Linked DNA regions of Homo sapiens: region 2 is linked to region 1. A link is a loop called in an ENCODE intact Hi-C map of the cell type or tissue named here. Cell type or tissue: CD4-positive, alpha-beta T cell. All regions are shown on one strand. Region 1 overlaps TMEM131L (transmembrane 131 like). Region 2 has its middle 40 kb from the start of TMEM131L.

Region 1 (2,500 bases):
CCTTGGGCTACATGCCCTGGAAGGGAACTCCTGAGAATGCAAAGCTCTGAGAATGGCAATCCAGAGCAGCCAGGGGCCAAATTCCCCACTAGACTTTGCAGCTAAGACAGGAAAAAAAAAAAAAAAAAAAACAGAAGTGAAACATGGGAAAGACAGAAAACCTAAAGTGAGACGTGCTGGTAAATCAGTTCTCAGCCAGGAGATTGGGTGATGACGACTTTTATTCTCTTTGTTCTTTTCTGAGTTACTTAATCTTCCTACAATAAACATGAATTTTCTAATGAGAAAACTATGTCATGAAGTAAGGGCAGGGCTGATAATCAAACAGAACATGCTCCCTTTATGGAAGGCTGAGGCCTCCTCTGATTAGGTAAAACCTTGGGTATCACCCTGAGTATGGGGTACAAAACAAAATACAACTTGCTATGTAATCTATCAGCCTGACTGCAGGAGTAAAGGTGAGATCTTTTCTGGGTGTGGCCTTGATTTGGAAATATTTTAATTTTCTTTTAACACTAACCGCAGACTTTTCTCCATAATCCCATCAATAATAATATGATAACGATCCATGAAAATTCAACTATAAAACTTGAGGCCAATTAGAAGCACACAACCTCCTGAGTGCTTCCCATTAGCACCCTCTTCAAAACAACTAGCCGACCAGCTCTGCAAATGTCAGCCTTTGCATTTTCTAAAGCCTCAATTCTTCTTCCTCAAAGACTTCCCCTTCTTTTTACCAAGTCTTACCTTCAGACTTATGCCACAGATTTAGTTTCCTCCTAAACAATGTAGTGCTATTTCCCTTCTGAATTTTAAGTTTTGGCTTATTATGCTTCTCTCTGGCCTCCATTCATTCCTAAAATGAATAGCTAGTCCCCTCTGCTAGCTTAAGGCAAACTGCCTAATCTCACGTCTTATAGAAGGAATTCCATTCAACACACAGCAGCCTAGAGGGATACTAGGAAATTCATACGTTTCACAAATACTTCCACTTAAAAGGCAACATACTTCTGGCAGTTTTAAATAACATGGCTTGCCAATGCCTGACATAACATTTGGGAATTATAGTCACAAGAAACTATATTTCAGATTTTATTCTAACATAAAATTCTAAGGGCACAAAAGTTAAAAATACAGGTAATCCTATGGCCTTAAACTATTTTTTTTAAGAACTAAGAAACACAGTACGTTGATGATTAGGTGAGCAAACCAAGCCACAAAAACCTACTCATCCTTAAGTCCTATAAAGTCTAACTACCATGTATCAGAGTGGACTAAGGGAAAACCCAAGCTCTGTAGCCCAGGCAAAGGCAATGGGGATTTCCTCTGCCTGGTCTAGATCACCCAGTGTAACTCAAGGCAGGGCTTCAAGCAACCCATTGCTCAAAGTAGTCTGTGGGCAGTGATAGTGGGAGGATGGGGAGGCCCTCCAGGAAGGGGACTTCACAAAGGATGGGGATGGGGAGGTGAGGTGAGAAATGAAATGGGCTGTGGCACACGATGAGATATGGGAATGACCACCTTCTGGGCAGGCTCTCATTCTTTCATTCCAAGAAGCATTTATTAAAGACTGGCTAGGGCGAGGGAACCCAGCTAGGTGCTGGGGATAAAAAATAAGAAATAACTGAAGGACCTTGCTCTTAAGGAACTCCATCTTACTGGGTGGAGCCAAACGAGAAGAGAGAGCTCGGTAGGGCACCAAAGCGTTCTGGCAGAAATAGCATGAGGCAGGGGGAAGGGTCACGCTTCCTGGAAGAGCCACACAGACCGAGTCCCAGGGAGCCCAGAGGGCGGTCCCTCTGCCCGCAGCACTGCCTTCACGTTTACTTCCATCCCGGTCTCCTCCTTCCCCTAGTGCTTGGCATGCAACATCCCTGCTTCTCACCCACCTTTTATTTAAGTCTCCTATTATCTGCACACAATGGAAGTTAGGACACCTATTTCCTACCAACTTATGAACTTAGAAAGTTGACATTAAAAGGGCACAAAACAGGAACTCAAAACCCACAAGCTCAAGCTTCAAAGGTGAGAACGTCCCATTTCACAAATGGCGGTTGAGGGTTCCCACTTCACCACTCCACGTTTCTCCTCCGGCTCCTTCACCACAGCCTCACAGACCCACACTTGATTTCTCACTCTCTTGAAAATTTACATTCAACAGTTCCTCTCACACCCAAGAAAACCAGAGGTCCCAGGGCAGCACGTGTAAGATTTCACTCTAAACGATTCTGCTTTAAGTTGCAGGCTCAGTAGAAGCACATACACCAAAATAACAAAAGTTATGTTGGGTAGGGGAATAATGTAATCTTTTTATTCTTCTGTATACTGTTGAAAAACTGTAAAATAAACATGCACTTCTTGTGTAATAACAACATGATGTTAACAAAAAAAAAAAAAAAACACAGAAAACACATGCAACAACATGGATAAATCTTGAAGACATTACGCTAAATGAAAGAAGCCAATCCTAAAAAGACAAGTAACGTATGATTCTCCCTCC
Region 2 (2,500 bases), 96 kb after region 1:
TAACTGAGGCAATAATCATCACCCGCAATGAATGGACTGGATTAACTCATTCAAGAAATATTAAGTGCCTTCTATGTGGACCATTCAAGGAGGAAGGTGCTAGAAATGTAGTGGATACAAGACATCCAAACATGAACATTTGGGTAACTTTATGAAGATGACCAGTGCCAGAGGAATGTACATACCTTACATTGTTATTTAGTTCAGAGTAAGAGCTGAAGGGTGGTTTCTGTGACCTGGAATTATCACAGAAGGCCTCATCAAGGAGGTTGGACTTAAGCTGTGCCTTGAAGAAATGGGTTTAGATAGAGGGCATGCCTGATGGAGGGCTCACGGAAGCACACTTGCATGCTAATGATTTTTAAAATTTAGAGTGGAAGTTGAAAATACTGGGGCCAGAAGGTGCAGGTGTGATCGTGCCACTGCACTCCAGCCTGGATGACAGAGTAAGACTCTGTCTCAAAAAAAAAGTTAACTTTTCACATATTTCAACAGAATATTTAGAAGCAGTGACAACTATATCGCAATGTTAACAATGTTATAATAAGGTCACTTTAGGAGTAAGGTGGTATGTTGGAATTAAATATATTTTGAAGGGACAGATGGCCTTGAAAAGAAGGTGATCCTCCCACCTCAGCCTCCCAAGTAGCTGGGACTACAGGCGCACACCACCACACCAGGCTAATTTTTATATTTTTAGTAGAGACTGGGTTTCACCATGTTGGCCAGGCTGGTCTCACATTCCTAGGCTCCTCCTGCCTCAGTCTCCCAGAGTGCTGGGATTATAGGTGTGAGCCACTGTGCCTGGCCCATACTGTCTTTTTAAAAAATTTTGTTCTAAACAAAAATTTATTTATCCTACCTTCCTGCTGAAGATATAGCACTTTCAATTATGGTTATGCAAAATAATTTTATTCCCTGAAGCTGTGTTACATCAAAGATTGACACTTTTCCAAAAAAGAAGTTATTTTTCTGGATCTTATTAACGTAAGCATCGTTATAAAAACTATATTTTTATCTGTAACAAACAGACAGACAGGCCTTTTTGATCCTTGTACATATAAACATTTTGTTAGGGTACTTAAAGGCAAAATAATTGTTCCAGTTGACCTAAGAATCAAATCAAATCTAAGCAAGTTAAATTCAGTCAGGTGTGAGTTTCCAGAGCTCACAGGAAACACATGCAAGCAAGAAGTACATTTACTTAAACACAGCAACAACCACAACTGAACAGAGAAAAAACCGCACATCTGTTCAATTTAAATGAGTTAAAAGTTCCTATAGTTACTTTTCAAAATGTTGTGAGAAACATGATGCCTTCCAAGTTCAGGCTTGCAAAACAGCTCACCCTTTCTGCATCAGATTCAGCCTCCAAACTGGTAACTTATATTCTAAAGAGGTTTTCCAGAAAGCATTTGGGATTTAACTTTAGAAAGCCAATTTTTTTTCTTTCATGAAACAGTGTCTCGCTCTGTCACCCAGGCTGGAGTACAGTGGTGCGATCATTGTTAACTACATCCTTGACCTCCTAGGCTCAAGCGGTCCTCCCACTTCAGCCTCCTGAGTGGCTGGGATTATTATAGGCATGGGCCACCATGCCTAGCTAATTTTTGTATTTTTTGTACAGATGGGGTTTCACCATGTTGGCCAGGCTTGTCTTGAACTGCTGAGCTCAAGTGATCTGCCAGCCTTGGGTTACCAAAGTGCTGAAATTACAGGTGTGAGCCACTGCGCCCAGCCTAGAAAGCCAATTTTTAACCTAAAGACATATAAATATTCATTAGAAATTTTCTTCTGCATTAATTAATTCCAACTAAAAGGCAGGTTTTTTTTTTTTTTTTTTGAGACAGAGTCTCGCTCTGTCGCCCAGGATGGAGTGCAGTAGCGTGATCTCGGCTCACTGCAAGCTCCGCCTCCTGGATTCACACCATTCTCCTGCCTCAGCCTCCCGAGTAGCTGGGACTACAGGCACCCGCCACCACACCTGGCTAATTTTTTGTATTTTTAGTAGAGACAGGGTTTCACCGTTTTAGCCAGGATGGTCTCAATCTCCTGACCTTGTGATCCGCCCGTCTCAGCCTCCCGAAGTGCTGGGATTACAGGCATGAGCCACTGCGTCTGGCCAAAAGGCAGGTTTTTTTTGTTTCTGTTTTTGTTTTTTCTTTTTTGAGACAGAGTCTTATTCTGTCACTCAGGAGTGCAGTGGCATAATCATGGCTCACTGCAGCATTATACTCCTGGGTTTAAATGATCCTCTTGCCTCCCGAGTAGCTAGAACTACAGGCACACACCAGTACACCCACATAAATCCTTTTAATTTTTTGTAGAGACAGGGTCTCATTTTGTTGCCCAGGCTGGTCTTTAACTCCTGGGCTCAAGCGATCCACTTGCCTTGGCCTTCTAAAGTGCTGGGATTACAGGCGTAATCCTCCGCACAGGACCCTAAAAGGTAGTATTTTTAACAAATTTTATTTTTTTATTTATTTATTTTTTTTGAGAC

What was found. Hi-C counts contacts between places; a loop is a spot of excess contacts. Peaks named below come from ENCODE experiments on the same cell type or tissue, not always from the same donor. Only the 100,000 strongest peaks of a DNase experiment are listed, where the experiment ranks them.
Region 2: it touches region 1 in a loop (2.4-fold over the local background); 10 of 110 quality-filtered maps call a loop at or near these places.

The regions. Positions count from the first base shown.
Region 1 is chr4:153,521,763-153,524,262 of GRCh38, reverse strand. The region is part of intron 3 of TMEM131L (transmembrane 131 like); the gene reads right to left. Among named protein-coding and RNA genes, the nearest start is that of TMEM131L, 57 kb to the right of the region's middle. RefSeq lists enhancers at 421-1,261, 1,435-1,484. In CD4-positive, alpha-beta T cell, no CTCF peak of the experiment used is centred here; DNase peaks (open chromatin) are centred at 1,322, 1,802 and 2,042; H3K4me3 peaks cover 1,406 bases; H3K27ac peaks cover 2,500 bases.
Region 2 is chr4:153,425,433-153,427,932 of GRCh38, reverse strand. No RefSeq gene overlaps it. Among named protein-coding and RNA genes, the nearest start is that of TMEM131L, 40 kb to the left of the region's middle. RefSeq lists an enhancer at 1,180-1,379. In CD4-positive, alpha-beta T cell, no CTCF peak of the experiment used is centred here; a DNase peak (open chromatin) is centred at 1,232; H3K27ac peaks cover 2,177 bases.